Regions from separate parts of the Homo sapiens genome. Here region 2 is linked to region 1. Evidence: read pairs that join two places in POLR2A ChIA-PET (ENCODE). Cell type or tissue: HepG2. All regions are shown on one strand.

Region 1 (5,000 bases):
GACCTTGAGTTATAAAGAGATTTTAAAAAAGAAGTCAGAAGGCCAGGTGTGGAGGCTCACACCTGTAATCCCAGCACTTTGGGAGGCTCTGGCGGGCGGATCATGAGGTCAGAAGATCAAGACCATCCTGGCTAACACGGTGAAACCCCATCTCTACTAACAATACAAAAATTAGCTGGGCATGGTGGCACGCGCTTGTAGTCCCAGATACCCAGGAGGCTGAGGCATGAGAATCGCTTGAACTCAGGAGGCAGGGGTTGCAGTGAGCCGAGATCGTGCCACTGCACTCCAGCCTGGGCAACAGAACGAGACTCCGTCTCAAAAACAAACAAACAAACAAACAAAAACAATTAAAAAAAAAGTCAGAAGCAGCACTAACCATAGAAGAAAACATTGATAAAATGGCATTAAAGTAACAAAATTTAATAGAGTGAAAAGGCAAGCCACAGCATGGGAGAAGACACATGCAATACACTACCTACAAAGAGCTCATATTCCAAAATACATAAAACTCCTATATAAGAATAAGAAAAAGGCAACCCAGTAGAAAAATGTGTGAGACTTGAATAGGTGTGCCACAAAGGAGGTTAAGCCACATAATCAATAAACTTATGAAAAGATGTTCAAACTTACTAGTGATCAAGGACATGCAAATTAAAACCACAATGAGATATTACATAGCCATCAAAATGGCTGAAATTTAAAAAGACTTCAAGTTATGATGGCAATGTAGAAAAACTAAATTTCATATATTGTTGGTAGGACTGTTTGTTTACACAATCACTATGGAAAACGGCATGTCACTATTAAAGTGGAAGAGACATCTATCCTATGATTCATTCCCAGGTATATACCCAATACAAAATGCATATACATGCCTATCAGGAGGCAAGTTCAAGGATGTTCACAACGGCATGCTTTATAAAAGCCCTGAATTTAAAATAACCCAAATGTTCATTGACATTACTACAGATGGTATGCGTTCAACAATGAAATACTATACAACAGTAAACATATCTGAACTACTGCAACAACACAGATGACTTGTACAAACAATGGGCGAAAGAAGTGCGAAAGCAAAGAATAAATACTATAGGATTCCATTTGTATTAAGCTTAAAACAGGCAAAGAAGGGAAAGAGACATACAGTGTTAAGAGTACGGTGGTAGGGAGAAGCTTCTGGATCCTGGCAGTGTTCTGTATCTTGACGTGGGCGGTTGCTTTACAGTAAGTCATTAAGCTGTACATTTGTATTTTATCTATTTATCTTTAAGTATTAATATTTCATAATTAAAAAGCTGAAAATAAAACACAGCAGAGCACTCCAAGAAAGGGAAATGATATCAGCAACGGCAAAAGGAAGGAAAACAAACGCAAGGTGTGTTTGAGAGAATTGCATAGAATATTGATGTTGCATAGAGACATCTTACGGAGGAATGGTGGGAGATACATCTTGAAAACTGATTTGGAATAGACTGCAATCGATATTATCCTGCTGAGAGAAAGCTACTGAAATGTTTGAACAGGAGCCTAGAAAGGGCTTGCTGACCGACTGGACCACAGAGGAGAGATGAAGAGAGGAGGGGATAGGAAAGTGGCAGAGAGGAACTCAAGGTTCTAAACCACGTGGCTGTGAGAAATGAGGCAACACTAACAGAAAATTGGAAAACAAAAGCTGAGTGCGGGGCAAAAGTAATGGCTTTAGTTTAAAGAGAGGACAGGCCGGGCGCGGTGGCTCACGCCTGTAATCCCAGCACTTTGGGAGGCCAAGGCGGGCGGATCACGAGGTCAGGAGATAGAGACCATCCCGGCTAAAACGGTGAAACCCCGTCTCTACTAAAAATACAAAAAATTAGCCGGGCGTAGTGGCGGGCGCCTGTAGTCCCAGCTACTTGGGAGGCTGAGGCAGGAGAATGGCGTGAACCCGGGAGGCGGAGCTTGCAGTGAGCCGAGATCCCGCCACTGCACTCCAGCCTGGGCGACAGAGCGAGACTCCGTCTCAAAAAAAAAAAAATAAATAAAAATAAAGAGAGGACAACGGGCGAGTCAAGTGGGAATATTCTAAAGGCAACTACTTAGGGGACAATGGTCAGGGCTAAAATGAAGAATCTGGGAGTCCTCAACACACAGAAGAGTTGAAGCTATGGGAACAGATCAGAACTCCAAGGGGTGGGGGTTAGGGGGTCAGAGAATGTGGAGAAGCAGCAGCAGGATAAAACAGAGAGGGGAAGCTGAGACCTTAGGGAAGTAAAGTGAGATGACATGGTCAAAGAAGAAAAGGGTAGAATATAAATCCATGATTATCAGAAAGATAAGGGACAAAAGGATTCCACAACGAAGACTGCATTGTCAAATGCAACATCAAAACATATGAGGGCCAGGTGCGGTAGCTCACATCTGCAATCCCAGTACTTAGGGGAGGCAGGAGCAGGAGGATAGCTTGAGCCCGGGAGTCGGAGACCAGCCTGGGCAAGACAATGAGACCCTGTTCTCCACAAAAAGGAAAAACAAACAAACAAAAAAGTGTGCAGAATAAAAAAGGCTCAAAGGTCACTATTGAGAACCACTTTGGTGAACTAGTTAGGACAAAAACCATACTGACTTAAAAGTGAGTGGTAAAGAAATAAAATAATTAGCTATACATCATGATCCATTGGGAGTGATAGAGAAAATACATTTTGTAGGAGGCAGCAAAGATTCAAGCAGATGCTTTTTAAAAATTTGCTTTTTTTTTTTTTTTTTTTTTTTAACTAGTACAGAGTCATACGCATTTAAAAAAGAGAAACAGGCTGGGCACGGTGGCTCATGCCTGTAATCCCAGAACTTTGGGAGGCCAGGGCGGGTGGATCACGAGGTCAAGAGATTGAGACCATCCTGGCTAACATGGTGAAACCCCATCTCTACTAAAAATACAAAAATTAGCCAGGCATGGTGGTGTGTGCCTGTAGTCCCAGCTACTCTGGAGGCTGAGGCAGGAGAATCCCTTGAACTTGGAAGGTGGAGGTTGCAGTGAGCTGAGATGGCGCCACTGCACTCTAGCCTGGCAGAGCAATACTTCATCTCAAAAAAAAAAAAAAAAAAAAAAAAAAGAAACAGAGGCTGGGCGTGGTGGCTCATGCCTGTAATCCCAGCACTTTGGGAGGCTGAGGCGGGCAGATCACCTGAGGTCAGGAGTTCGAGACCAGCCTGGCCAATATGGTGAAACCCCGTCTCTACTAAAAATACAAAAAATGAGCCGGGTGTGTGACAGGCACCTGTAATCCCAGGTAGTTGGGAGGCTGAGGCAGAATTGCTTGAACCCAGGAGGCGGAGGTTGCAGTGAACCGAGATTGTGCCACTGCACTCCAGCCTGGGTGACACAGCAAGACTCTGTCTCAAAAAAAAAAAACAAAAGAAACATAGAAACAGTCTTTTAAGAGGAGAATGAAATGTAATCATGTAATCAACCCATGCTTTCCAAATAAAAACTTGCATGAAAAGTAAGACAAGTTAAACATTTGTGTATCTTTTTCTGTATTTTATTTTTATTAAGAAAAAAATTAAGTGACTTGCCCAGGGTTAGAAAAGCAAAGTGATTCACCCAAGGACACAGCAAATCAGTGATGGAACTGAGTTTTAACCTTATTACTCTTCAAAAGATAGACTTCCCATTACATAAACTACCTCCTGTGAAGGTGGGGGAAGAGAAGGATGGTTGGTATGGCAGGTATCAAGACTGAGCCTCAGGCCGGGCACAGTGGCTCACGCCTGTAATCCCAGCACTTTGGGAGGCCGAGGCGGGCGGGTCACGAGGTCAGGAGATCGAGACCATCCTGGCTAACACGGTGAAACACCGTCTCTACTGAAAATACAAAAAATTAGCCAGGCATGGTGGCGGGCGCCTGTAGTCCCAGCTACTCAGGAGGCTGAGGCAGGAGAATGGCATGAACCCGGGAGGCGGAGCTTGCAGTGAGCCAAGATCACGCCACCTCACTCCAGCCTGGGTGACAGAGCAAGACTCCATCTCAAAAAAAAATGAGCCTCAGTGCTGCTGCTGCATCACCCATCCCCCCCTTTAAGGAAACAAAGAAATGACAGGAGTCACAACAAAATCTGTGAAACAGAGAACTACGTGCAATCTATCTTGTAAGTGAGCACAACACACCCTCCCCTTCTAGCAATCGGTTCTACCTTAATTTGGTTAAACACAGGACAAAACCTGTTACAAAAAGGCTTCATACTCTCATACCTTCACTCAGCCTTGCTGTTACAAAAATACCTCCTCCACCCCAGGAAGGGCATTTTACCCATTCCAAGGGCTCAGGTTACGCAAATTACATTTGGAAACCGATTTTTATCAAAACCTGCTTTTCAGACTGTGATGAAGGCCAGATTTAGGAAATGGAGAATACAGCCACTCGCTTGACCAAAATTTTATTGACAACTAAGGCAATCTGGAACTTGCCTGGCTAAAGGGTATTTAAAACAAAAGGGATCTGTTTCAACTGGATTACTAGTTCCAACTCTCTGATCAGTTGTACATTCTAAGGACTGACTCCAATCAGTTTCATGAGGTTGCCACTATCTGAAATGAAGGCCTCAGGCTGTACAGCAGAATTGAAATTGGGAACAGGTACCCTCAAAATTTCATTTGCAAACACAGAATTTAAACACAAATAATAAAAAAATCATCGCACTGTTCCTCTATTTACATACCATGTCCATTCCACCGCACATACTACTATAAAATTCCATTTCCAAGGTCACACATGGAGTTCCTCAGAGGACATTTCTAAAAATTGACATCAGCTGAATGAAAACAAGTGAGCAATTTACAAGACTGATGGACTATTTGGGAGTTATTCTTACTGATCACTAGTGTGAAAGGAAAATAAAAGTCTGGGAGCCCAATTTACTATGCCAAAGGAAAAAAAAATTAAGCTGAAAGTTGAGTCATGCAAGAAGCTGCCTTTCCTTTTGTTCCTAAGCAGATAGCTACAGATAAAATGTTACCTATCTCC
Region 2 (5,000 bases), 1.1 Mb before region 1:
GCACTTTGGGAGGCTGAGGTGGGTGGCTCACGAGGTCAAGAGATGGAGACCATCCTGGCCAACATGGTGAAGCCCCATCTCTACTAAAAATACAAAAAATTAGCCAGGCATATTGGCGGGCGCCTGTAATCCCAGCTACTCAGGAGGCTGAGGCAGGAGAATCGCTTGAAATCAGAAGGCAGAGGTTGCAGTGAGCCGAGATCGCGCCACTGCACTCCAGCGTGGGCAACAAGAGAGAAACTCCGTCTTGAAACAAAACAAACAAAACATCCCCACACCAGTTCAAAGGTAAAAATGTTAGGAATTTCAGGACGGTGACAGCAGAGCATTAAGCCAAGCCTGGGGCCCTGTGTGACTGCACAGGTCCATGCAGGTGGGGCCAGCCTGGTTCCTGAGCATGACACTCAAGGCTCTAAGTGACCTTCTCCAGCTGCCTTTCTTGCTTATGACACCCTGTCCACCTCACTCACACACACATCTCCTCCTGCAGAGGTTCTGGGCTGTCCACCACACCCTGAGCATTTTGTGCACTCTCACTCCTGGCTGCCTTCTTCATGGTACTTCCTTGGGGAAACCTTACTTGAATCATTCAGATGAAGAGGACCTCATTTCCCACTAAATGTCTCCACCAACCACCACCTGTACCCAGGTGGACTGTCCCCAGCACACTGCAAGTTCCTAGAAGGCAGGCTCTGATTCATGGTCACTCTGAGAAGTGGCAGATTGGGGGGTTCCACTCTCAGCTCTGCTCCTTGCTGCTCTTGGTGCCACCCTGGGGAAGTGACTACACCTCTTAGATCCTCATTCTTGTCACATGTAATGTGGGTAGAGCTACCTGCCTCCGGGGACTGCTGGGGGATTAAGCAGGGATGAATGAGATGGTGGAGGTTCACAGATCTCATCCTTGGCTATTCACCAGAATTACCTGGGTTATTTTAATCCCCAATGCCAGAGTCACAGATTTTGAAATTCCCCAACTGACTCCAGTGCAGCTAAGGCGGACAACCCCTGGTACAGGTGAAAGTGACCAGCACAGAGCCTGGACCCACTTGACAGTCCTTTTTAAAAACTTAAGAATAAAGCAAGCTGGGGAATTTGGCCCTATTTCTCACCAGCAGTCCCATCTCAGTTGCATTTTGTTTAAATGCCTCCAAATTCCCTGCTGGGGCCTCAGCATCCCTCCCAGAGCTGGGAGGAGAACGCTGTGCTGGTCTGACGGCTTCTTCTTACAGGGTCAGCTGTGGCAGCTGCCAAGGAGCCAGGGTGAGGTCCCGGCCAACATGGAAAAAGCTAGTGTGGTGTCTGGCCTAAAGAATGCCAAGACCTTGTTTACCAGAAAGCTGAGAGAGTGGGGACAGCAGGCTTAGATGACAATGACTTCAGGTTAGCCAGACACTGGCGTGAGTGTGAGGAGAAGGCAGCCAAGGTCTGCTGAGCTCCTGTTTGGGACCAGATGACCTGCATCCTTCACTCACCAAATCCTCGCCAGAAGGGAGATCTTCTGAAATGATTTCCACTTCATGGATAAGGAAGGGATGCCCATACAGGTGAAGCACATTGCCTAAGGTCCCAGGGCTCATGGTCTAATGACCCCTGAGCCCACACACACTCCTTCCCTGCCCTCAGAGGGCCTGGGTTACCAGGGATCCCAGGACCATCAGGTGGACTTGGGAAGGTGGGTCACTGCATGGCTATAGTCAGATGACTCTGGCTGGGCTGGGTGGGGACATGCCACATTTTGGGGTGACAGGACCAAGGCAGCTTTCTGAACCATTTGCACGGTGGCCGAGGCATGTCAGAAATAGACTCCCAGTCTGGGCCCCTGTCACTATAACAAGCCCTAAACAAAGAATCAATGTCTCATCGTGAAGCCAGCTCACTGTTCAGATGATTTAAGTTAGGGGAAATGTGGGTGTCAGCCCAGAGCTACTCTGATGATTTGCAGGGGCAGGCATGGCCGGGCTGCCAGTATTTGCCCATTCTGGCCGGCCGCTCTGGTATTGACAGAAGCCCCCACACGCGCTTGCTAGATTACAGTAAAGACATTCAAATCACAGGCGTGTCGGCCCACGCCTCGGCTCCTCTGTGCCAGCAGCCCCTTCCTTCTGCATTAACCGAGACAAACAGGGAGAAGTCAGGAAATTCTGATTAGTGCAGGAACGGCAGATGAGCTGGGAGGCCTGTGGAAGCTAAGGAGACACAATGAAGGTGGTATTCATGCATACTAGCGTAAGATTTTCTTCCCATAAGAAATGCAGATGGGAATCGGCTCTAAGAGGAAAGCAGGTGCAGTGATTAAAAACAGCTACCGCTTGCTGAGCCCTAAACCAGCACTGGGTGGTTTTACATGCATTAGCTCACTTACTCCTCACAGCATCGCGTGAGGTAGGTAGGATGATGATCTCCATTTTACAGATAAGGAAATCAAGGCTCTGAAAGGGGACGTCACTTGCCTGAGGGTGAAGAACTGGGCAATGACAGGGCCAGAGTTTGAAACGAAGTCTGTCTGGCCCTGGGGCTCATGCAGCACAATATTATTTATGTTTGATTAAGAGAGGTAATCACAAGATTGTATTTGACATATCAATGGCCACTCAGGGCTGCCCTAGTAGCAATTCAGACAGGGATTCTAAGGTGATGTTGAACAGAAAGGGCTTTGGAGAAATGAAGTGGGTTTTGGCTGCACTCTATGCCTGCTGTAGCCATCTCGGCTCTTGGAGCCTCTGTTTCTTACAGATACAATAGAGGTAATAGCTATGTCATGCTCTAGGCATTCAACCCCATTACATAGGGTGAGTCCACAGTGCAGCGGTGGCGCAAGGTGAGAGCTGACATGAGTGAGACGGTGACGACCCCTGTGCTGCCGCAGAGCTACAGCTCTCTCCCTAGCACAGAAACCAAATGGGGGCCCACTGAAATCTCAACCTCAAACACCTGCTGGCTCAACCACGTGGCCAGCGCCAGGGGTTGCCTCACTCTCACCAGGGGCCAGATTCCCGGTTTCAACACAATGACACTTGCATCCAAAGTCCCAAGAAAGGAAGCGCCAAGCTGATTAGAGATTTCTGTTTCCCTAGTGAGGAGAACACGGTTTGAGGAAGTGCACTGGAGAGAGGACACGTGTCAGGGACCTGATAGGCCCCTAGAGCAACAGAATCTATCTGAAACGCAATCAGCCGCAGAACCCATGTAGCTGCAGCAATGGGAATATGAGACTCATGGATCTCAAGGTAAAAAAGGACATGGTGATAAAACAGAAGAGGCACAAATTCGTCTCCACAAATGAAAAGCCCTAACCCCCTAACTGAGGAGACAGGCCCCCCTGAAGGTGTGCTGCCCACCCATCGCTTGGTGACACAGTCCTCTGGGGGGTGCTCTGTGGCACTGTCCACATGATTAATTGTCAGAATTATTTATTAGCCCCATGACTCCCTTATTTATTATCACTCCTCCTCCGAACGTCACTCATGCAGGGCTGAGTCTCTGGTGTTGAAACGGGCCTGGTACACAGGAGACTTCGGTAGGAAGTTTCTAGTCGTGAGCACGTGGCAGCATCAGGAACTGGAAAGAGCGCCAGGGGAGTCAAATGCCTGACTTGGTCTGGATTCCTTTTCCTTGCCTAGGCCTCGGTTTCTTCCTCCGTAAAATGGGAAGCTTGGAAAGTCTCCAAGGTGCTTTCTAATGTGAATGTGTTGTTTCTAGATATAGAAAAGGCTTTTCTTTACGAGGTCTGCCACAACCTCTCATAGAGAAATGTGTCACGATGCACAGTGCATGATGGGAGAGTCGGGAACAGTGAAAGACACTGCGTGGGAATGCAGGCTCTGCCACTTAACATGTCTGGAACGTGGGGCAAGTCCCTAACCCCTCAGAGACCACCTTCTCATCTGCCGAATGGGGGAGCTACTTCCTACTTCACAGGGCTGTGTGGGGATTGACAATCGAGGCATGGAAAGTGCCTAGTGGGGGGCTTGACTCTTAGCGGAGGGGCTAAGAAAGGATCTGTTTTCCACCCCAAATTAGGATGGTTTCCTGCCCAAAGCAGATGGCAAGTGATTGTACTCAAGCAGCCCCATTTCAGTGCATGTGACACGCGCTACCTGTGCAGGACATGTGACAGGGCAGTGGAGGCGAGACCGCAACGTACAGCAAGAAGAAAAGGAACCTCCACGAAGCTGCCTGCTAGGGCTGGGACGCCGCAGGACATGGCAACTCTCTGTGGCTGCACGTTGACTTCTCGTAAGAACCCTACAAAGACAGGCTCTTGAGCCTCATCTTAGAGAGGAAGGAGCTGTGACTTGACCAAGGCCACAGAGCTGAAGAACCATAGTCGCACTTGAAGTCAGTTCTCTGACCCCAAAGTCCAGGCTCCTCCCACGACACCCCCGAGCTCTGAGCACGCTCAGTTACCCAAACACAGTTTTCCCCTGGGCTTCTAGGAAATCCAAGATATGTCAGACGATTTTCTACACAAAAATGTCCTTTTCCATGTTCTGCAGCTGCAGTCCCAGACCGAGGAATCCAGAATCTCTGGATGGGGATTCTGTACCGCCCAGGGGCTCTGAAGAAATGGGGAAGCAAGTGAATTTCCCTGAGCTCAGTTGCCTCAGCTATAAATTGGGGAAACTACCTACTTCCTATTGTGAGGTTTAAGGTGATATGGTGTGTGTCAAGCTGCCCGTACTTTGGAGCACACAGCAGGTGCTCAGGGGAGATCAACGTCCTTTGTGGCTCTTTTGAGATGCCCTTTGTGAGCTGGGCATCATGTCTTGGATGGGGCCTTCTGTACCTGTCATTCCACAAATATGGGTGACTGAGGTGACTCTGTCCAGGTGGGGTGGGGTCCAAGAAAGGCCACTGGGGGAGGGGGAGGCATAAAAACCAAGGACCAGGAAGAAGCAAGTGCTCCCTAACTGGGAAGCAGGTGGAGGGCCTGGTGGGGCAGCCAGCCGGCGGTTCACAGCGAGGAGCTGTGTCACTGGGGCTGGCGGGCACGTCAT

Evidence for each region. Peaks named below come from ENCODE experiments on the same cell type or tissue, not always from the same donor. Only the 100,000 strongest peaks of a DNase experiment are listed, where the experiment ranks them.
Region 2: POLR2A ChIA-PET joins it to region 1 with 10 read pairs; 1 of 35 experiments calls an interaction of 5 or more read pairs at or near these places.

The regions. Positions count from the first base shown.
Region 1 is chr9:124,565,107-124,570,106 of GRCh38, forward strand. All of the region lies in intron 2 of NR6A1 (nuclear receptor subfamily 6 group A member 1), which reads right to left. Among named protein-coding and RNA genes, the nearest start is that of NR5A1, 60 kb to the left of the region's middle. In HepG2, no CTCF peak of the experiment used is centred here; a DNase peak (open chromatin) is centred at 2,495.
Region 2 is chr9:123,467,407-123,472,406 of GRCh38, forward strand. The region is part of intron 13 of DENND1A (DENN domain containing 1A); the gene reads right to left. Among named protein-coding and RNA genes, the nearest start is that of MIR7150, 16 kb to the right of the region's middle. RefSeq lists an enhancer at 2,864-3,158. In HepG2, no CTCF peak of the experiment used is centred here; DNase peaks (open chromatin) are centred at 315 and 3,045.